Regions from separate parts of the Homo sapiens genome. Here all the other regions are linked to region 2. Evidence: chromatin loops called from intact Hi-C (ENCODE). Cell type or tissue: mammary epithelial cell. All regions are shown on one strand. Region 1 has its middle 23 kb from the start of LYSMD4. Region 2 overlaps LRRC28 (leucine rich repeat containing 28). Region 3 overlaps LRRC28 (leucine rich repeat containing 28).

Evidence for each region. A loop is a pair of places that touch in the nucleus more often than their neighbours do. Peaks named below come from ENCODE experiments on the same cell type or tissue, not always from the same donor. Only the 100,000 strongest peaks of a DNase experiment are listed, where the experiment ranks them.
Region 1: it touches region 2 in a loop (11-fold over the local background); 77 of 110 quality-filtered maps call a loop at or near these places.
Region 3: a loop joins it to region 2, with 7 times the contacts of the local background. A loop is called at or near these places in 25 of 110 quality-filtered maps.

The regions. Positions count from the first base shown.
Region 1 is chr15:99,751,994-99,759,993 of GRCh38, forward strand. No RefSeq gene overlaps it. Among named protein-coding and RNA genes, the nearest start is that of LYSMD4, 23 kb to the left of the region's middle. In mammary epithelial cell, a CTCF peak has its summit at 4,015 (motif pointing left); no DNase peak of the experiment used is centred here.
Region 2 is chr15:99,283,398-99,291,397 of GRCh38, forward strand. LRRC28 (leucine rich repeat containing 28) reads left to right here. Exons shown (of 10, transcript NM_144598.5): 4 at 3,860-3,897; 5 at 4,417-4,554. It also overlaps the pseudogene HNRNPA1P62. Among named protein-coding and RNA genes, the nearest start is that of LRRC28, 36 kb to the left of the region's middle. In mammary epithelial cell, a CTCF peak has its summit at 3,213; no DNase peak of the experiment used is centred here; H3K27ac peaks cover 286 bases.
Region 3 is chr15:99,368,231-99,376,230 of GRCh38, forward strand. All of the region lies in intron 9 of LRRC28 (leucine rich repeat containing 28), which reads left to right. Among named protein-coding and RNA genes, the nearest start is that of LINC02244, 30 kb to the right of the region's middle. RefSeq lists an enhancer at 3,516-3,575. In mammary epithelial cell, a CTCF peak has its summit at 3,462; no DNase peak of the experiment used is centred here.

The DNA of each region.
Region 1 (8,000 bases), 470 kb after region 2:
ATAAAGCTGGTGGAGGGAGGAAGACTGCTGTATTCTAGAAGTCTGGGGAGAGATGGCATCTTACTATATTGCCCAGGCTGGTCTTGAACTCTTGGGCTCAAGCCATCCTCCTGCCTTGGCCTCCCAAAGTGTCAGGATTACAGGCGTGAGTGATAAGTGGCATTTGAATAAAGTGTTAGGATTACAGGCGTTACCAATGAGTGACATTTGAACAAAGATGGTGGGAATTAGTGGAGTGAGGCACATAGATTTCTTGTGGAAGGAAGTCCCGGCAGAGGAAGAAGGGGCTGAGGCTGTGAGCAAGTGCCTGGCCTGCAGAATGGCAGGGCCAGGGAGGTGCTGTCGTGGGGTCAGATGGCCAGCAGTGGGAGGTTGCGTGTGTACATATGTATGTGACAGACACAGGCACACCAGGACCTTTTGGGTTTTTCTGTCTTGCTTTTCTCACCCAACAGCTCTGCATGTCAATTCCTCTGTCTCATTCATGTTACAGCCACCTAATTGTAGTGGATGCTGGGGTGTGCCACACAGATCACCCCCTTAGAGAAGGAACTTGTTCCCCCAGTGCCAAGAGGGGCTCGACACACCCCAGTCCTTCCCTTGGGATTTCCCTCGGCCCAGGAAGCTGCCTTGCCTGTGGTGACTGTCCCGCCTGAGGACAGCCTGGATTCAATGCCTGCTCAGTACAGGGCTACATAGACACAAAGGGGCTCCTTTTGCCTCAGTTAGGGACACTTGAAGGCCATTCCAGCTCCAACTCTGCCTGGGGCTGAGCCTTTGATGCAAATGTCTAAACCTGCCTCCCTTATCCCAAGAGCATTCCCCTGTAAATGTCTTGCCAGAAGTCTCTATCTGAAGCCTGTCACCAGGAACCTGCCCTAGGGCAGTGGGTGCCAGGGGGTGTCTCAGGAAGCTGAGTCCAAAGTAAGAGTTTGGAGCTGGATGCGCTGCTGCCCAGCAATGCAAAGCCACTTCCTGGCAGGAGGTGGAACACCTGTCACCTCTGTGGTGCCCCTGGGATGCAATGGGCAACTCTCATGGGTCTTGGCTCTGGCTGTCATAACAAAACACTAGAGACCTGTGGCTTAAACAACAGATCTTTATTTCTGACAGTTCCAAAGCCTGAGAGTCCAAGATCAAGGTGCTGGATGATCTGGTGTCTAGTGAAAGCAAGCTTCCTAGTGAAGGCTTGCAGATGGCTGCCTTCCTGCTGTGTCCTCACCTTATGGAGAGAAACCATCTCTTTTGTGTCTTTTCTGATAAGGACGCTAATCCCAGCATGAGGCTCCACCCTCGTGACCTAATCACCTCCCAAAGGCCCCACCGCCTAACACCATCCCACTGGGCGTTAGGCTTCAACATATGCACTTAGAGAGGACACAGACATTCTGTCCATAGCAGGTGGGGTATTGGTGGAAAGAAATTCAGCAGCTGGTGCAGTATTTCAGGATCTGGGGAGCTGCAGATAAACTCGTAATTATAAGGATCGTAGAATCAAATGGCTATTTCAGAGGGCAAATGATGCATTAAAAAAGACAAAAGGTGAGGGTGATTACTCAGCTATAGAAGGCTCAGTGTGGAAGCCCGAGGGCCTCCTTGACAGCGCAGGCAGAGAATCTCATTTCACGCAGCTGATGGGAAGAAAAAATGGAGAATCAGGCCCTAGACTTAGTTACAGGAGAAGCAGAGCTGCCGAGAAGGTTGAATGCTCTTGGTCAACCTTAGTAAGCTTCCACCCTGAGTCATGGGGTGGGGAGAACTGGGTTGATACACCTGGAAACCCTAAAACCTCAGAACCTCCTGAGCCTCTGGGCCTGCAGTGGGCTAGCACTGACCCCTTGCTTGAAGACAATTGCAGATGCTTCTGCCTTGTGATTCTGTATGCACCTCCCTCACTCCTGGGGATCTGCCTCCTTCTCCTTGGACCACCTGACTAGTAACTAGGGTCCAGACTCAACATACCTCAGCTGGGGGAGTGTGAAGCCAATTAATTGACCCTCACAGAGAGGAGGTGGACGCTGCTGGTAAACCGTGGGGCAGGGAACAATGCCTTTGGTCCCCAGGTTATCCACAGAGGTGTCATTTGCCACTTCCCTAGCAGAGGCAGGCCTGGGCAGGGCATGATGACCAGGGGCTCAGACCCCTTTGCCATCTGCCTAGTGGAGGAGTTATTGAGGCCAAGGGGGAAACCAGAATGGGCTATAGAGGAGGAAAACCATATGCATCCACTGGGGCCTCGTGACCAGTGGCAGCTGTGGGGATTGGAGTTTGTCCCACTGGACTTCCCCTGTGAGTTTCTCCAGGACCGGAGACCAACCAGAATCTTAAAGGAGCTGTTCTCAGATCAGGCAAACTGGCCACAGGAATCACGTGGACCCTATTAACGTGATGGGTGGACAGTAGTGGAAGCTGCAGTGCCCTACACAGATCCCCCCAGCTCTAGGATTGCTGGTCACTGTGGCTCATAGCTGAGTCTCTCTTTGGGAATCACTGCCTGCTGCAGGGGCCACTTCACTCAAGGTTAAGACTCATCCTGGGGGCATCCACAGCCAATGACTGGCTAATGTATACATCCCAATGCCTGGCTCTTGAGCTCCACTCAGGACCACTCTGAAAGCCTGCTCAGCTCCAGTTCTCCATGGGTTGGTAACGCCTGTCTCAGAGGAGTGATGCCCAAAGCAGTTCCCAATAACCTCACTAGTCTCAATCTTAGAGTCTGTTTCTAGTGGAATTGAACCAGAGATGCTATTATTCAGGGTATGAATGAAACATAATTCATCCAACCATTTCCCCATCAGCAGCATTCACTTTGTTTCCTATTTTTTCCAATGTAAACATTGCTATAGTTAGCATCCATGCAGATATAGCCTGCTGTATTAGCCCATTCTCGCATTGCTGTAACGAAATACCTGAGACTGGGTAATTTATAAAAAGAGGTTTAATTGGCTCATGGTCCTGCAGGCTGTACAGGAAGCGTAGTGGCTTCTGCTTTGGGGGAGGCTTGGGAAGCTTCCAAACATGGCGGAAGGCAAAGAGGGAGCAGGCGTCTTGCATGGCAGGGACAGGACCAAGAGTCGGGGTAGGGGGAGGTGCCAAATTTTTACTGACCACATCTCATGAGAACTCATTCACTATCAGGAGGCCAGTACCAAGGAGATGGTGCTATAGACATGTAGTATTTTAAACAAGAGAAGCTTTATTATGAAGAATTATTGGCCGGGCGCAGTGGCTCATGCCTGTAGTCCCAGCACTTTGGGAGTCGGAAGCAGGTGGATCACCTGAGGTCAGGGGTTCGAAATCATCCCGGCCAACATGGTGAAACCCCATCTCTACTAAAAATACAAAATTAGCCGGGCATGGTGGCACATGTCTGTAATCCCAGCTGCTTGGGAGGCTGAGGCAGGAGAATCACTTGAACCTGGGAGGTGGAGGTTGCACTGAGCCGAAAGCATGCCATTGCACTCCAGCCTGGGCAACAAAAGCAAAACTCTGTCTCGAAAAAAAAAAATTATTAAGCAATGAGAAGAACATAACTACAAGGTACAATGGAAAGCTAAAAGGTATCTTAGGCCTGAGGAAGAGTGATTTAGGAAAGACAAACTTGGATACCTCCCCAGGGCTTGGGTTCAGGCCTTGGAGGTTGGAGAAGGTGCGATTGCTGTTCACTGGATGACACAGAAGGTCGTTGGTTTGCCCAGACCAGATGTGATGCACATTCACTAGGCCAGCAAGAAGTCCCTCTTCAGGGGGCAGTTGGACTGCAACTGGGCAGGTGTACAGAAGGCATTGGTGTGCTGCTGATGACAACTGGAATATGCATGTCCACATTGGGAGGGCTCTAGGAAGGGGGTTGCTAGGCTGGACTGGGATGGCAAGGTTGCCGAGGGCGCACACATTTTAGCCACATGGTAGGAACTATCACCAGTTGTCTTCACACATGCTCTGCTGACCAAGGGTGCAGCCTCCGGAACCAGCAGAAGCCCTCTTCCTCCTGCAATGTCACTCTATCGCCCTCTACCGATAAATTTTAACAATGTAGTCACTGTTCCGGAGAAATGCTTAAAGGAATCCCATTCATTAGCACAGAGCAAATATTGAAGAATGAATTTAAAGCTGAGAGGCAAGAAATTGATAAATATAACAGAATCTAGGAAATCATATTGGAAAAAGATTGTATAATTGAAAGTCATCTGCCTTCTTGTCCCTGGAGTAGTACAATGAGGCAGTAAATGTTCAGCACTACTGTTTAAATTTTAATTCTGTCATAACTGGACTGCTAATAGCTAACAGTTTAGTGCCAGTTACCTTTAAAAATGGTTTATAGGCATGAACCTATCAAATGCTCACTATAAGCTTTTGAGTTAAATACCGTTATTATGCACACCTGAGGAAACTGACACATACATTTTATTTACCATAAATTCCCATCAGACCAATAGCAACAATCTTTAAAACCACCTGCTAGTGAAGGTTTGAGGGAGAGATAGTGGTCTACCTGGATTAATGTCATGATAGTTTTGATAAAATTCAACCTCTGTACACTTATAAAAAATCTCAAAACTTAAGCATTGGTCCAGGGAGCAGTTATTGGTAAAGTTAAATTCATCACATCAAAGCCAATTAATTTTTTATTTTTTATTTTGAAAAATGAAAAGTAACTTGAGAGATTATTTGTACTTTATCGTCTCAAAGAAGTCGATATCTAAAAATCTAATCTTTCTGTGATAGTTATAATAGGGAAGTACCATTTTGTTTTTTGTTCGTTTTGGGAAGAGCTACGGGAACAGAGAACTGCAATCCCCATAGTAGAATGGTTGAGTTTTTGTTGGTATTTTGCTAACAGATATTTCTTGCTTTCAGTTCTATACAGAATAATAAATCATGAAGCTAGACTTTTTGTGTCATATGGTGAGGTAATACATTGAGGAAGAACACCTTGGGAAAAAAGGTTAATGTAAAAAAGAATTCTTTTTTCATTGTCTTTTATTCCTAAAGGATTATTAGAGCTTCATTCTTAGCATTGATCAGGGTATAAAGAAACCCTAATGTCATTTTATTTTCAAAAAGAAACCCCTCTTTTTGCCTAATGAGCCCAACCATATCTAACAGAAATGCTTCTGTGACATCAGTGGGCCTTCCTTGTCAAGAGGCCAGGGTCACCACAGCAGTGTCCATCTTCCTTGCCGAAAATGGAACAAAGAACGCGAGAAAGAATGATGGTATTCAGCTGATGGAGAAAGGCCAAAATGTCCCAACAAAGGTGATACCATTAAAAAACGGACAACAATGCTTGAACACTCAGAAAACTTCCTGACAAAGAAGGTCCTTTGGGAAAATTGTCTCTTTTTAGCATAGTATTTTTGCTATGAAAATGAAGAGATGACAGCTCTATTATTTAATCAACTTGGCCCAGATATTTAATTCTGAAGAAAAATCAATATTATACAAAAACAAATGTATTTTCAAATATGCACATGCTTATTTTCAAATATCTCAATCAAAAAAATAAAAGTTTATCAATAATCTTATTTAACCTAGATGAAGTAGATTTATAGCCTGAGAAGATTTCACATGGCTTATTAAGAGCTTACTTTTTTTTCTTTTTTCTTTTTTTTTCTTTTCCAGACAGGGGTTCACTCTGTTGTCCAGGCTGGAGCGCAGAGTTGGGATCATGGCTCACTGCAGCCTTGACCTCCTGGGCTCAGGTGATCCTTCCACCTCAGCCTCCTGAGTAGCTGGGACCACAGGCACCACCAAACTCATTTAATTTTTCTAGTTTTTGTAGAGATGGGACCTCGTCATGTTGCCCAGGCTGGTCTTGAACTCCTGGTCTCAAGCAATCCACTCACCTTGGCCTCCCAAAGTGCTGGCAAGCTCACATTTTTGTAATAATAAAAGTAATTCTGATAAAGATGCCTTGAAATAATGGATGTTCCAAAATGAATTTGCCTTATTTGGATTTGGAATGCAGTTTCATATTTATATTTTAAATTTGGATTCATCTGGTTACTGGAATTAAATATACAATTAAAAGGATCACAAAGCGCACTGATACCAGAAAGGCACTTTAATAACACCAGGGTGCATGGCCTGCCTCCTCCTTTCACTTACTGCTTGTGTCATCCTGTTCAAGTCATTTAACCCCAAGTGGTAAGCCTCAATTTGCTCTCTTATGAAATGCACGAAGTCGCTGTCTCTCTATACTTCAGGATTACCGTGAGAATAGAACCGGAACCATGTATGTGGCAGCAGTTTATGAACTGTGAGATATTAGTCTAATCATTCTCAGAGTCCTCGCCTCGGCTGTTTGTATGCCCCTCCCAAGTTTTCAGGAATGGACAAAACTAGCCCCCTCTCAAATCATGTGTGCAACAACCGATTGCATATTTCCCCAAGGGAACATTTAGCGCTGGGGATGTCTCCGAAACTATGTTAGACATGAGAGTCAACAGAGATGGCAGTAAGTCTTGGTGAGAAGGGCCTGGAACTTAGAATCAAAAGAAGGAGGAGAGAAACATGGAGCAGTCACTCACCAGCTACGTGGCTTTGGGCAATTTGCTTATTGCGCAGAGCGTCGGTTTCCATATTGGTAAAATTAAGATGATATTTGAACTCAGCACTTCATGTGGCTGTCGTGAGGATCCACTCTAGCAATGCAGGTAAAGGTGCCATCACATAGATATCAATTATAAAAATAATATTAACAGGCATAATTGTAGTTAAATTTCAATTCAGACATACTTTCTTTTGAATGTCTGGTAGGTCTGCTGTGTTGGTTGTATGTGGGTTTTCCTCCATATCCACTTTTTTGGACTTAATCTCACCATTTTTTACATGTAAACATATCACAATATTAATAACATTAATTAATTGAAGGTTAATTATATAAACTAAGTGAAATAAATCTTTAACCAGAAATAAGAAAATTTATTTGTATTTGAGTTACAGAACAATATCTGCTAAAAGGTTTAAATTAAATAATCTTTACTTATATGTTACTAAAATGTTTTGGAGGAAGCAAACTAAATTCTGCATGGCCAGGGAAATTATTTAAAAACCCTTTTAGTAAACTGAAAATAAAAAATTATCTCAAATCATAATTGACTTGATCAGAATAATTTTTTAAATGTTAATCTAAATTTTTTAAAATGTTAATCACAGATCATGACCTGTGATGAATTTTTTCTTTTCAGTTTGGGAACTAATATCTTCAAATTGTACTTGAATTGACTTAGAAATTATAGAAAATGCACTGATATTAACTCTTGGGATTTCAAACATATTTTTAGGATTTTCATTTTTCCTTGCAATTTTACAGCTGACTCTGATTTTGCTCTTCTTTTATGATTTTCAAGTATTACCTACAGCAAGCATGTAAAAACATTGTCTTTCTTTAAGCACATATGGTGAAAATCATTCAAGCAGATGGCTGTATACAGTCATTAGTAATAGAGGATTGAGTGTCAGCTCAGTTACTGCTGAAATGGAGTCCAGTTTAATAGCTCAAATGAGGACAAGAATTAAATTGGAAATTGCAGACTGAAATATTCTGCATTTGATCATAAAGTGATTATAGGAAGGAAAGAACACAGTGTAACTGTCTATATTTTAAAAGGAGCCAGGCTCCTGATAGTTCTGTGCTATATCAGTTCATAATCAAAGTAAGCAATATAAATCCATTTTTAAAACACTAATGTGTCTTAGATTTTTTTTAAGGAAAAGGCCAATTTCTTGCAGGTGTACAGTGGCATTAAAATTCTATTTCCTGACGTTTATAATCCTGGTGCACTGGACTTGCAAAACAGAGTTTAGTTTTGCTTTGTTAGGGGAGAGGGTAATATTGTCTCTGTCCTGGTCCCTGTTCATTCTAGCCAGGTGTTCGGGTGTGTTTGATGACATCCTCTGCTGTTCCCAAGACCCACATTTAGTGGCTGCAATTTTATTTCTCACCATCAAGACTTCTAAGATGAGGCAAAGGTTGGGTTGCTCATGAGCTCCTC
Region 2 (8,000 bases):
GGTCAGGAGTTTGAGACCAGCTGGACCAACATGCTGAAACCCCATCTCTACTGAAAATACAAAAAAAAATTAGCCGGGTGTGGTGGTGCGCACCTGTAATCCCAGCTACTCAGGAGGCTGAGGCAGGAGAATCACTTGTACCCAGGAGGCAGAGGTTGCAGTGAGCAGAGATCGAGCCACGGCACTCTAGCCTGGACGACAGAGGGAGACTCCTTCTCAAAAAAAAAAAAAAAAAAAAGGAATTCCATGGTACATTTGTCAAAACTAAGAAACTGACTCTGGAATATTCCTATTAAGTAAACATCATATTTAACATTTAAAAAAAACTGCCAAGCCATTTTCCAAAATGAGTATACCCCAAAGTGACATTCCCCACCAACAATGAATGAGAGTTCCTGCATTATTTGAGAAGAGGAACATTTTATTTTAATAAGAACATTGAAACATCAACATTTCAACTACTCTGAAATTACCAAAATTAAGTAAAAGGAAGTGACTTAAATTTGAAAGTCCTAAGCCTGTGATTACAAATGACTCATAATAACTATAATAACAATAATAAGAGCATTCATTTAACTCTTACCAGGAGCCAAGCACTGTTCTAAGAGCTTTACATTTATTAATTCATTTAGTCCCTGCAACATCACAGATTAGGAGAGAGAGCAGTTCAGTGATTTCTCCATAGTCACATGGCTATTAAGGTGCAGGTAGTGTGGCTTCAGAGCCCGCTCTCTGATCCACTTTACCAGTAATGGTTCTTAATCGGTTGTACATCAGGATTATTTGAGTTGAGATGGTGTTTCACTTGCTGCAGGATGGTTTTGGGTACCAATAAGACCCCTGGTGATTCTAATGTGCAGTCAGGATTGGCAACACTCTGTTATCTTTTTTTAAAGATACATTTATTCAGCGTCATGATCACACTACTATATTTAGCAATCAACAGCATGAGTGCAAAAAAAAAAATCTACATTAAAACCCTTTGTTGGACTGCTTTACACTTTCCACAGAACAGAAACTAAAATAATACAGTTATTCACAAATACAGTCCTCGAGTTTTTTGCCCATATACATGAGTATTTGTCTAAACCATGTCTTCTTTGTAGCAGGTAGGCCCTGCCACCACTGTGCTTGGCTGAGTTCACAAAACTGTTGTAACCTGTAGCTTCCCTGTCACTTCTCTTGCTCTCCTTTCCTGCTAAGCTTTGTTTCCTGGCAGTAATTAAAATCTTCTGACACTGCCATAGCTGCTGCTGCTACTGGAACTGGCATAGCCACTTTGGTTTCATGGTTTGGCCAAGTATTGGACTCCACCCCCATAGGAGCCAGAGCTTCTGCCACCATTGTCCTCCCTTCATGGGTTCAAAATTTGAAGACTGACTATTGCAATTGTCAAAATCATTGTAGCTTCCACCACTTCCAGAATTGCTTCCATCATTACCAAATCCATTGTAGCCATCCCCACTGCCACCATATCTACCATCACCATGGCTGCCACCAAACCCATCATGACTGCTGAAGTTTCCTCCACGACCAAAGTTGTCATTCCCATCAAAACCACCTCCACGACCACCATCAAAATTTCCAGAATCACTTCAGCCTCTTTGGCTGGATGAAGCACTAGCCATCTCTTGGCTTTGATGGGGCTTTCCTGACTTCACAGTTGTGGCCATTCACATTATGGTATTTCTGAGTGACAGTCTTATCCACGAAGTCATGGTCATCAAAGGTTACAAAATCAAAGCCCCTTTTCTTGTCACTGCCTCAGTCAGTCATGATTTCAATCACTTCAATTTTTCCATACTGTTCAAAATAATCTTAGGTAATGTTCTTCAGTGTCTTCTTTAATGTCATCAACAAATATCTTTTTCACAGTTAAGTAGGCACCTGGTCTTTGAGAATCTTCTCTTGAGACAGCTGTCTTTAGTCCCACAACTCTTCTGTCCACCTTGTGTGGCTTTGCATTCATGGCTGCATCCACCTCCTCCGCAGTGGTATAGTGACAAACCCAAAGCCCCTGGCGTGCTTGGTGTTGGGATCTCCCATGACCACACAGTCCGTGAGCGTTCCCCATTGCTCAGAGTGACTCCTCAGGCTCTCATCGGTTGTTTCAAAGCTCAGGCCTCCAATGAAGAGCTTCCTCAGCTGTTCGGGCTCTTTAGGAGACTGACTTAGACTTGACGGCAGGGGGAGGAGAGACTTTAACGATGCTTCCTCAGCAGCATCCATGGGCAGCCACTGTGTACTATTTCATACAGCATCTTGATTATATGTAGATAATATTTTAAAGTCTGTTTGAAAAATTCTAATCATAATAGTGGGTACTTTAGTTCATATTTTGATTTGGACATTTTAACGTCTTTTTTATAGGTGGAACTTGAATTGAGGCAAGTATTTTGTTGAAAAAAATTTTTTTAATCAGTTCTCTATTTTGATTTAGGTATTCCTTCCTAAAATTAATGTTTAAAGAGTATTGATTTCATATACAGAAAGCAAGGAATGAAATGTATCATAGAGTAAATGGTGGGCTTATTTAAATTGTGTTATACCCAGCAGGTTAGTTAACCTTCTACAAAATTGATTTAATTCAACATAAAATAATCTTCATAAAATTATCAATTTTCTGTCTTATTTTGTGTTTATTGACATTTTAATATTCAATATTAGACTTTAAGAATGCAGAAGAAAACTTCTGAATTCTATTTAAAAGTACTTTATAAATTTTTTGTTTGTTTGTTTGTTTTTGTTTTTGAGACGGAGTCTCACTCTGTTGCCCAGGCTGGAGTGCAGTGGCACAATCGCGGCTCACTGCAACCTCCGCCTCCCAGGTTCAAGCAGTTCTCCTGCCTCAGTCTCCCAAGTAGCTGGGACTACAGATGCACGCCACCACGCCTGGCTAATTTTTTTGTATTTTAGTAGAGATGGGGTTTCACCTTGTTGCTCAGGCTGGTCGCGAACTCCTGAGGTCAGGCAATCCGCCCTCCTTGCCTCCCAAAGTGCTGGGATTACAGGCGTGAGCCACCGCGCCCGGCCATAAAGATTTATTTTTAAAGTACAATAAATAAAACCATAGGTTTTTACTAAAATCTTGTTCTCTTGTCTCTAAATCAATGATATAAATTTATTTTCTTAAATTATTGTTGTGTGATCTCCAGCATTCACTTGTTTTGCTCTGAATAGTTGGTTACTGATTGCAGGAAGTCTCCACCAGAGTGTGCTAAAGACACTGTAGTGGGAAAATTGTTACTTAGGCTTGTCTAGACTTCTCAGCCTCTGTGAAAAAGATTTTTTAAGAGAAGCATTTGATTTCTTGTTACAAAATTTCTTTTGCCATGAAATAAATTCTGTACCTCGACAGTTGAGTATTTCTACAGACACTGTAAATGATATTTAATCTGTTGTTGGTTCTCCGTATGCATGCTAGCTAGAAATATCTTTATTTTGTGAAGTTATTTTTTAGAAACGAAAAGTTCATCTTCCTTTACACAATAGGTGTTGATTTTTCTTCACACAGTAAGTATATTTTTTAAAGCCTGAATAAAATGAACTGGAAAAACTAGTAATTTGTGTTATGAAGTTAAAAAGACCTTATAGTTTATCCATTATGTATGCTTTTATTTTAAAATAACAACTAAATCAGTAAATAGATTTAATATTTGCAATTCTGGTACAAAATATTTTTCTCAAAGTATTATTAGTTAGCTGTGATAACCATTATTGTATGTTGATGCATTAGAGTAGGGTGCAAAAGTTGTGGCCTATTTATATTTGATAAATTTCTAAGTGAGCATTTTATAAACTGATTATCTGGCAAAAGTACTTAATGATAATGGCTGTTTTTTTTCTTTTTCCTTCCTAGATACCTGCACTCAAATAACATAGTTGTGGTTCCGGAAGGTATGTTTAACTTAAAAATTTTAGTTAGAAGATAATATAATTTAAGCTTTGCTTTATAAATAGATCAAATTTTATTTTTAAGACACCTTTAATTTTTTAGCTTCAAAACTTTTTTCTTCTAATAAGTCCAGTTAAGAACTATAATTAAATAAATCTAAAATGGTTATAATGGTTAGGTAAACTATTGTTGGATAAATTGCTATTAGGTAGATAATAAGTTGTAAATTTAATAAATCTAGTTAAGAATTCTGGTCAGATAAAAAAAGCCCTGTGTATCATTTCTTGATTTATTTTAGTCTTAATGTTTTTATTTGTGCTGTATTTTAAGTTATATTTTATCTTGAGCTGGAAGTATTTATCACTTTCATGAACTTAGTTTGATCTGTGTTTTTACTATTTTGTGAGCAACTGAGACAAGGAAATTAAGTAGTAAAATATTTTAACTTGGAATACTTGCTTTAAAGATTTGATGTAATACTTGAGTCAAATTCATTTTGCCTTCTCCTTTTCTCTTTGAAGCCATTGGGTCTCTTGTAAAACTCCAATGTCTGGATCTTAGTGACAATGCCTTAGAAATTGTTTGCCCAGAAATTGGTCGTCTGAGAGCTTTACGTCATCTTCGATTAGCTAATAACCAACTGCAATTCCTACCTCCAGGTAATCATAGTCTCTAGCACACTATAGTTTCTTGTCTATTATAAATCTGTATTCATATTTCTCACTCTATGTCTAGGCAATGAGCTGTAGATGTATTTATAAGTATTTGTCCATTTGTTTGAAGATGAAACTAAAGAATGGGTGAAATATTACTAAGAGTCTTTTTTGTGATGCAAATGTAAGAAGGTAGAATTTATATTTTAGATATAGCTACAATTACTACAATTGTGCATTGCATCCAATATCCCTTTGAATCACTGCTCTGGCAAAATATTTGTACAAAGAGTTACTTCAGTTCTGAATTTCACATAAGAGAATTTAGGTGAACTTTGCGTGATATAATCATTTTACTATCCAAAAGTCAAATGCATACAATGTTTTCTCTCTTACTCTCTAGTGAGGTAACTAATGTACATTAACTTTTTTTTTTTTTTTTTTTTTTTTTTTTTGAGATAGAGTCTTGCCCTGTCGTCAGGCTGGAGTGCAGTGGCACAATCTCAGCTCACTGTAATCTCTGCCTCCCAGGTTCAAGCGATTCTCCTGCCTCAGCCTCCTGAGTAGCTGAGATTACAGGCGCGTGCCACCACACCCAGCTAATTTTTGTATTTTTGGTAGAGATAGGGTTTCACCATGTTGCCCAGGGTGGTTTCAATCTCCTGACCTTGTGATCCACCTGCCTTGGCCTCCCAAAGTTCTGGGATTACAGGCATGAGCCACCGTGCCTGGTTGACTTTTTTTTTCTGTTTTTAACAGAGTCTCACTCTGTTGCCCAGGCTCTAGTGCAGTGGCGTGATCTCGGCTCACTGCAGCCTCCGCCTCCCGGGTTCAAGTGATTCCCATGCCTCAGCCTTCCAAGTAGCTTGGACTACAGGCACGTGAAGCCATGCCTGGCTAATTTTTGTATTTTTTGTAGAGACAGGGTTTTGCCATGTTGGCTAGGCTAGTCTCAAACTCCTGACGTCAAGTGATCCACCTGCCTCAGCCTCCCAAAGTGTTGGGATTATAGGTGTGAGCCACCATGCCTGACCTAGTATGTTAACTTTGATTTTAAAAGGAATCATACTAAAATTTAGTAGAACAATTTAAATTTGAGCCTTAGGATTTTCAGTTCTGCCTGATGAACATGTAAATAAATTATGAATGTGCCTTATAGATAGGCAGTACTAAAATCTTGCATTTTATTGAGAGCCACCATTAAACCCTTTGATTTCTTGGGAGGAGCATCCAGAGACCTTGCTTTGTGAATCCACGTATTAGCAAATTCCACTGTCATATATGGTTTCCTATATTAAAAAAAGATAGATAATTAAAAAATAAAAAACTTATGCTTCAGGTATTATATGAAAGTTACTGTGTATTCAAGAATGAGCAGAGAAAGATACAGATGTTAATTTGTCTGAGATTATTTTTACTCTTTTGAGTAAAACCAACTCGAGAACACCAACCAGCCTTTTAGTGTATCTAAGTGAAATATGTGACTCAAATAAAATTACAAATTACTACCTGTCATAGAACTTCAGGGTTGCAAGAGAATGTTAAAAATTATGCATGTTAAACCCATGAATGAAAAAATCTATGGTATTTCTTTGTTTTTTCAAGTACAGAAATGTCTAAATTAAAACATACTAATGGATTAATTTTTAGACTTTATGTTCTGGCCTTAATATATAGATTCAATACTGTGTATAAAAATGGCACCAGGCCGGGCGCGGTGGCTCACGCCTGTAATCCCAGCACTTTGGGAGGCCGAGGCGGGTGGATCATGAGGTCAGGAGATCGAGACCATCCTGGCTAACAAGGTGAAACCCCGTCTCTACTAAAAATACAAAAAATTAGCCGGGCGCGGTGGCGGGCGCCTGTAGTCCCAGCTACTCGGGAGGCTGAGGCAGGAGAATGGCGTGAACCCGGGAAGCGGAGCTTGCAGTGAGCCGAGATTGCGCCACTGCAGTCCGCAGTCCGGCCTGGGCGACAGAGCAAGACTCCGTCTCAAAAAAAAAAAAAAAAAAAAAAAATGGCACCAGTCAGGCTGGGCGCAGTGGATCACACCTGTAATCCCAGCACTTTGGGAGGCCGAGGTGGGTGGATCACCTGAGGTCAGGAGTTCGAGACCAGCCTGGCTAACATGGTGAAACCCCATCTCTGCTAAAAATACAAAAATTAGCCGGGTGTGGTGGCATTGTGCCTATAGTTTCAGCTACTTGGGAGGCTGAAACAGGAGAACTGCTTGAACCTGGGAGGCGGAGGTTGCAGTGAGCCGAGATTGCACCACTGCACTCCAGCCTGGGTGACAGAGTGAGACCCTGCCTCAAAAAAAAAAGAAAAAAAGAAAAAAATGGCACCAGTCAGCAGTGACTGTGTTTTAAAAAATATTTTTTTATTCTCATATAATGAATGTCTTATTTTTTCTAACTATAGTTAATATAAAAATTTTTGACACAATACAGGAATATGGTCTTTCCTTTATTGTATATCATCAGGCCAATGGTGTTTCATCATTCTAGCTTTCATCAAGTTTGTACATTCAGATACACAGAAAATGAGATACTCTTTTGAAGATTGCCTAGAAAATGTATCAGTAAAGATAATACTTTACATTTTCCTAACATTTTCCTATATGAAACTTACATAAGATATACAACCAAAATTCATGAATATAATGCTGTATTTATGAACTTTTTTTTACATACATTTAAAGAATATACAAAAAATACAATTCTGCCAGGCATGGTGGTTCACATCTGTAATCCCACCACTTTGGGAAGCTGAGGCGAGAGGATCAGGATCGCTTGAAGCCAGGAGTTCGAGACCAGCCAGGGCAACATAGTGAGGCTTTGTCTCTACTAAAATCCAACAATAAAAAAAAAAAATTAGCCGTGCATGGTGACACACACCTTAGTCCTAGCTGCTTGGGAGGCTGGGGCGGGAGAATCTCTTGAGCCCAGGATATCAAGGGCTGCAGTGAACTCTGATTGCAGTATTGCACTCCAGCCTGGACAGCGGAGTGAGACTCTGTCCCCAAACCCCCACAAAAAACAATTCTGTGATAAACCATTGTTCTGGGTGTTGTATTATTCTGTGTTTTCCTGTAATATAAAAACATGATGTGGTAGAATATAGTCATTGCCTTCCATTATATATTCTTAGAGGTTAAGGATGTACTTCTAATGTCATTGACTGCTTCTTAATAACCAGTGAAGGGTATATGTTTTGTGACTACTTTCACATAATTTATTTATATCTCACCTGTTACACAAGAAATTCGAGGCATATACTTGTGATTTTATTTTCCTAGGTTTGTTTCTATTTGTGTTTGGTTTTGCTTGTTTTGAGTAAAATTATATACCTTAATAGTTATACATTTTGGATAGGAACTTTTGATTGAGCCATGTATATAGGCTTTATTATTTCTTGCCACCATGAGTAGCACTTGACTGGGTCTTATGAAT
Region 3 (8,000 bases), 85 kb after region 2:
TCAGGACATAATTCATCCTGGGGCAAAACTCTCCAGCTATGAACCTATGAAACCAGATAACAATTTATCTGCTTCTAGCATGTAATGTTGGGACAGGAATAGGATAGACATTCCTATTCCACAAGTGAGAATGCTAGAAGGAAAAAAAGGGGTCACAGGTCTCAAGTCTAAAATCTAGAAGGTGAAATTCCATTAGATTTTAAGGCTTAAGAATAATCCTCTTTGGCTCCACACTCTGTTCTCTGGGCCCAGTGGGGTGGCAATCACACCCCCTTAGTCCTGGATGAACCAAAGAGGTTGCCCTGCCCCTGGAATTGAGAAGGTTGCCCTACCCTTGGGCTTTTTCTTCTCTTTAAGTATAACATATGTTTGCATCTAGGTAGTTCTTTTGGCCATCCTGCCTAAAATCCCAGAAGTCTGACAGCATTTCTTCATCTCATCCCATTTCTGTCCTGTTCAGTACAAGCTAGCAGTATTTTTGCTGAAATAGTTGATGATCCAGAAGTCACATACCTAATCTGTTTGCAAACCATTGTCCAGCCACACTGTTGGTGTTCTCTTTCATGTTTTACAATATGAATAGGCTGAGAATTCTCCAAATCTTCAAGTTCTGGTTCCTTATGCTTAATAATAATGTGCTCAATTCATCTCTCTCCTCTTGTATTTTACTCACATCTATAAGCAGCAAGAAGAAACCAAGCTGTGCCTTCAACACTTTGCTTAGAAATCTCCTCAGCCAAATATCCAAGTTATCACTTACAAATTCTGCTTTCCATCCAACAGAACACAATTCACTCAAGTCCTTTGCTACTTTATAACAAGGATCACCTTTCTTCCAGTTTCCAATAATACATTCCTCATTTGCAGTCTGAGACCTCACCAGAAGCATCTTTAACATTTTTATTTCTAGCAACATTCTGTTCCTGACAATGTATTTTCTAAGACATTAGAAACTTTATAGCTCCTGCCTTTCTTTTGTGAGCCCTCACTAGATTCTTCTTTATTTCTCCCAATAATCTCTTTTCTATCACTCACCTCAAAATTCTTCCAGCCTCTATTCATTACTTCATGTCAAAGCCACTTCCACATTTTTAGGTATTTGTCACAGCAGCATCCCACTTCCTGATAGCAAAATTTCTCACATTGAAAGAGAGAGAATGACTGATTTTAAGAAATTGGCTCACACAATTGCAAAGGCTGGCGCGTTCAGAACTGGGGCAGACTGGCGGCCTGGACGTTGAGGTTAGAGTTGAAGTTGCAGTGTTGAGTCTGAATTCTGCGGGGCACCAGGCTGGAAACTTAGGCAGGGATTCTTTATTGCAGTCTTAGGGAGAATACCTTCTACTTTGTTGCTCTTAAGGCCTTCAACTAATTGGATGAGGCCCACCCACACTATGGAGGGTAATCTGCTCAACTCAGAGTGTACTGATTTAAATATTAATCATATCTTTAAAAAATGCCTTTACAGCAACAGCTAGGCTAGTATTTGACCAAACAAATGGGCTCCATAACCTAACCAAGTTGACACATAAAATTAACTAAAAGGTCTTACTTTAATCACCAGGGTATTTTGAGACAGGAACTGTAGGTAGGCCGGTAACCCAATGGTTCTTCCCATATTGCTGGGTTAAGCTTTAGCCATAACGGGTAGTACAGAGTGCATTCAGGCTTTATTGCTGTGTTATCTCTGCTTTTGTGTAATAAGCCATGGCGTGCAATGGAAGAACCAGTAGTCCTGGGGATAAAGAGATCTAGTTTGGAAGTTGAGCTATTTTACTTTTCTTAGTACTGTAAGATAGGTACTATCATTAAGTTGAATCATACAAGTCATATGCGTATGGTCCAACCTGTGATATCCCTTTTACAGGGCAAACAGGTACAGGAAGATTGCAAACTGGGCCAAGGTGTCATAGCAGAGCTGGGATTTGAACCCCAATAGTCTGGCTCCAAATCTGTGTTTTAGCCACTGTGCTGTTCAATTAGCTACTAAGTGGACCAGCATATTAGCATAGAGAAATCTCGAAATAAATAAACTTGTAAATAATGAGTTTAAATATACTTTCAACTCATAAACTCATAAATACAAAATTAAATATTCTCTAACATTATGAACAAGGTACTTTCGAAATATATGTGTATGTGTACGTATGTACATATACACACATGCACACGTGTGTGTGTGTATGGTTTGGGTGTTTGCACTAAAAAGTCCAGAAGGATGGAGCTCCAACTCTTTACTATGAGTATCTTGGGAAGGGGGGAATGTGGAGTTATGAGGTAGTCAGGTGGAAGGAGAACTTTCATTTTCAACTCCATATACTTGGGATATAATTTTACAAATCTACAAAACAATATTTGAAAAAAAATTATTTCTAGAGGCATTGAAAAAGCCCTTTGCCTAAAACTGTATACATATTAAAAAAGAAAAGGAAAGATTGTTATGGCAAATTTTTTTGTTCAATTACAAATGTTATTAAGCAAGTTACATAAAAGATTGCATAGTGTGATCCAGTCTTTGTCAAGCAATTATAGGTGTGAATATATGTGTATATCTATGTGCACATATATAGTAAATACATGCACATACACACATATTGAAACAATTGTGTATATATAGAAAAAGTCTTGGGAAGGACTCATACACCAAAGTAACAGTGGTTTCCTTTGAGTAGTGTTAAATTTTTGTAACAAACTGGTATTTGCTTTAGAAATTAAAAATATTTTTAATTATTAAAACATTAGTATGCCAAGTGCCTGTAATCCCAGCTACTGGGAGGCTGAGGCAGAATTGCTTGAACCTGGGAGACAGAGGTTGCAGTGAGCTGAGATCGCGCCACTGCACTCCAGGGTGGGTGACAGAGCAAGACTCTCTCAAAAACAAAAACAAAACATTAGTATGCCAATGGCTTCTTGTAAAAAAAATTTTCAGGTTACTTCCAAGTAACTCAAAAGACTCATCCTCTTGTTTATTAATTTATCCAGTTGGTTAGCAAACACACTTCGAACATCTACTGCCAGCCGGGTGCTGTGGTAGGTGAGGGCTCCATGGGCTTCAATCAGGCCACTTTCAAGCTCAGATTTACATAGCTTGGTTCTTTCAGGAATTCTTGGTCTTCTGGGCCGGAGTGATTCTATGAGAGTGCCACATGTCTGAGTGATTGTTGTGCCTTGAGGTAAAGACCTGTTTGTTAGAGGGCCTGCAAAACTGACTTGGTCTTACAGTTTCCTTTTGTCTTTCAAAACAACTAATACTCCCTTCTCCCACTCACTAGTAGTTTATTTTTAAAATAAGCTCTTTTATATAATTCTTATCTGGTTTCCTCACTTATGAAATGTTTCATATTTCCTTACCCTTGCTTTTTGTGGCTATTGCTTCTTTGAAGCCAAGTAATATCAGTCACACCAACATTATTTGCATACTCATTTTGGGGATTTTGTTTTTCCTTTTGGCAGAAGCCTATTCGTTGGCACCCTCTTAAGGTGACTTATGAAATTTCCCACAAGTGAAATAGTCTTCAAAAATTTAAGTAAATTGTTCTTAGCTGTTTCTTCCTCCTTACAACATTCAAAAATTATTTGTTGACCATCTGTCATGGGCTGTGCTCTGCAGTAGGTACTGAAAATTCTGCTTTGACCCCACCACCTAATTCTTTTCTCATACATATCTCATTCCTAATGTCTAGGGCAATGACACAATCAAGAAAGAAGTCTGCTTGACATTTCTGTTTCTGTTTCTGCACACAGAATCTTCCCATGAGAGACAGTCACTACTAACATAAATGCAACAAGCAGATACAATATGTTATTAGATGATTCTTGAGTAAGTTAATATGTACACAAGCTCAGGATTTTAACTTTGTCTTATAAATACTATTTTTTCTTTTGGCTTGACTTCCTGTACGAGTCAAATATATGCTTTGTGTTTTTAATCAGGAAACATATTTGCAGAAAAAATCGCACATTTCTTATGATTTTTGTGGGCTCCAATATGTGCCAACAGCATTGTGATTCGTTCTTTTAAGGAATAGTGGTATTTCTGTATTTTAAAACCAAGCTGAAATGCTCTTTCTTCTGCCTTGCCTGTAAATATGCTCAAAGATTCTAAAGCAACAAATGTCATGTCTGATGTTCTTTGTAGAATTTATCAGCATCTTTTTCTTAACTGTAGAGCTTATTGCTTAGCTCAAAGTGTTTCCCCAGACCTCTGATGTCTCTGGTGCCACAGTTCTGGATTTTAAAGGACTTAACCAACATGAATCCATTCTTAAGGCAGCAGATTGGTTGGTGTACTTGTAATAACTCAGATTATTAATACAACAAGCAGATACAATATGTTATTAGATGAGTCTCCCAAAAGCAAATAAGTACACAGCCTTGGGATTTATTTGTTGCACAAATATGAAACCTCCAGGTTACTCCACCCCCGTGAGCTTCATAAGTAGTTAATGATGATCCAAAGGACATTATCCTTTAATGAGTGTAAATCCCGTATCTTCATGGAATTGAATGCTTTTGCTTGGGAGCTGTTTTAGTCCGTTCTTATGCTGCTGTGCAGAAATACCCAAGACTGGGTAATTCATAAAGGAAAGAGGTTTAATTGACTCACAGTTCCACATGGCTGAGGAGGCCTCAGGAAACTTAACAATCATGGCTCGAGGGGAAGCAAACATGTCCTTCACATGGCAGCAGGAGAGAGAACTGCTGAGCAAAGAGGGAAACGACCCTTATAAAACCATCAGATCTCATGAGAACTCACTCACTATCACGCAAACAGGAGCATGGGGGTAACCACCCCCCCATGATTTAATCACCTCCCACCGGGTCCTTCCCACGACACATGGGGATTATGGGAATTACAATTCAAGATGATATTTGGGTGGGGACGCAGCTAAACCATATGAGGAGCTTTATTTTTAAAAACTAAATGGCTGTGGTATGAAATGTATCCCTTGTATGAATGATTTGCATTTAACATAATTATCTTTTGCTCCTTGTGTTAAGTTTCATCAGCGAATCCCCCAAAATGCACTTTTTATGTCTGTGGTTCTTTTCAATTGTGATTTATTCAAATGTATACATCCTGGTGTAGCATAAAAATTATTGGAACTAGGGTTCTAACCAACTTCATTTTTTAAAAAAAATTATTTTTAAAATTTTTTTCATTTCTAATTTTTGTGGGTACATAGTAGATATATATATTTATGGGGTACTTGAGATGTTTGATACAGGCATGCAATGCATAATAATCACATCATGAAAATCACATTCCCTCAAGCATTTATTCTTTGTATTACTAACAATGCAATTATACAATTTTAGTTACTTTAAAATGCACAATTACTGACTGTAGTCACCCTGTTGTGCTATCAAATACTAGGTCTTATTCATTCTTTCTGATTACTTTTTGTACCCATTAACCGTTACCCAGCCAACTTTAATTTTTTAAAATTAGAGGTAATGCAAAAGTATCTAATAACTCAAAATTTACAGAATTTCCTGAGTTAAGAAAAAAATTCAAAAGTGATGCTTGCCTTTTCGCTTTCCTAAAGATGTCATTTGAAAACAAGTCTTCTGTTTTGATAAAGTTAAATTAATCCATTTCAATTTTATAGTAATGCTTTTTGTGTTCTAAGAAATCTTTACCTACCCCCAAGGTCATGAAGCCTATATAAATCTCTGTTAATATAATTGTATTATAATTCTCTGTTCCATTCACTTGATCTGTGTCTATCTCTTAGTCAATAGCAAACTGTCTTAATTACTATAGTTTAGATTATGGTAGGCCTTAATATCAGGTTGAGTGATACTTCTACTTTGCTTTTCCCTTTCAGGATTTTTTTAGCTATTCTAGGCCCTACACTTTTCCACTGATTTTTAGAATAAATTTATCTTTGTCTCCAAAAAGCCTTGTTGAGATTTTCATAAGAATTGCTTTAACTTTATAGATTAATTTGGAAACGGTTGACATATATGCTATGTTGAGTTTTCTAATGTATGAACATGATGCGTCTCTCCATTTATTTAGGTCTTTTACTTCTTTCGTCAGCATCTTAAATAATTTTCAGCATATAAATCATTAAACGTTTTCCTAAGTTTATATCAAAATATTTCACTTTTTTGTGTGCTTGTAAATGATACTGTGTTTTAAAATTTCAATTTCCATGTGTTCATTGTTAGCATCTGGGAATGTTACTGATTTTCATATTTCGACTGTATATCTTACAGCCTTGCTGAACTGGCATATTAGTTCTAGGAGTATTTTTTGTAGATGCCTTGGGATTTTCTGCATAGAAAATCATGTCATGCTGTCTGCTAAGGAATAGTTTTATTTCTTCCCTTCCAATCTGTATGCCTTTATTTCTTTTTCTTGCCTTATAGCAGTGGTTAGGACTTTGAGTACTATGCTGACTAAGGTTGTGAAAATAGACATCCTTGCCTTGTTCCAATCTCTTTTTTTTTTTTGAGATGGAGTCTTACTCTGTCGCCCAGGCTGGAGTGCAGTGGCATGATCTCGGCTCACTCTGCCTCCTGGGTTCACACCATTCTCCTGCCTCAGCCTCCCAAGTAGCTGGGACTACAGGCGCCCACCACCACGCCTGGCTAAATTTTTTTTTTTTTAGTAGAGACAGGGTTTTACTGTATTAGTCAAGATGATCTCGATCTCCTGACCTCGTGATCTGCTCACCTCAGCCTCCCAAAGTGCTGGGATTACAGGCATGAGCCACCGCACCCAGCTGCCTTGTTCCCAGTCTTAAAGGGAAAACACTCAGTGTTTCACTGTTAAGTATAATGTGTTAACTATAATAATACATATAATGTGTTAAGTGTAATATAATTTTAATCTGTTAAGTATAATGTGTTAACCCTACTGATAAGCAGGGGTTTTTGGTATGTTCTCTTTATTAAATTAAGGAAGATTTCCTCTCTATGTAGTTTGCTGAGAGTTTTAATCAAGGAAAAGTGTTCTATTTTGTTAAATGCTGCTTCTGAGTCCATTGATATGATCATATGGTTTTTCTTTTGCCTGTTGATATGGTGGGTGATACTGATTATCAAATATTGAACTAGCCTCACACTCCTGGAATAACTCCCACTTGATCATGATGTGTAATTCTTTTTGTACATTTCTTTAATTTGTTAATACTTTGTTGAAGATTTTAAAATCTTTGTTCATGAAAGATACTGGTCTGTAATTTTCTGTTTTTGTATTATCCTTGTCTGGTTCTGGATTCAGGATAATAATGGCCTTATTAAATGAGTTAGGAAGTGTTCTTCTTCTTCTGCTTTTTCCTGAAGAAATTGTGTAAAACTTTTCAAAAATTTATCTTTTTACTCTTTGTTAGAATTCTCCAGTGAAACTATCTGGGCAGGGAAGTTTGTATTCTTTTTTAAATTATAAATTCAATTTATTTAATGGTTGTAGGACTATTCAGGTTGTCTATTTCATCTCAGTTGAGTTTTGGTAGTTTGTAGTTTTCTAGACACTGGTCTGTTTCTTTGAAGTTGTCAGATTTATTAGTATAAAGTTGTCCCTGGTATTCCTATACATCTTTTTAATGGCTGTAGGATCTGTGGTGATATCACCTCCTTCATTTTTAATATTAATTCGTGTGTTCTCTCTTTTTGTCAGTCTTGGTCAAGATTTATCAGTTTTATTGTTATTCATAATCCTAGTGATTGATTTCATTGGTTTCTCCTCTTTATTATTTACTATTCTTCTGCTTGCTTTGGGCTTATTTTGTCCTTTTTTTAGGTTTTTAAAAGCTAAAAGAGGACATTTATAGCACTAAGTACTTACACTAGAAAAGAGGAAAAGTCTCAAATCAATAATCTAGGCTTCTTTGTAATGTAAGCATTTAGTACTATAAATTTCCCTCAGCACTACTGTCTCTAGCTATGTACCAAAATCTTTGATTTTTGAATCGTATTTTCATCTTCTTTCAGTTTGTGTATGTTTTAAGTTCCTTTGAGATTTCCTTTTTGACCTATGGAAGTGTGGT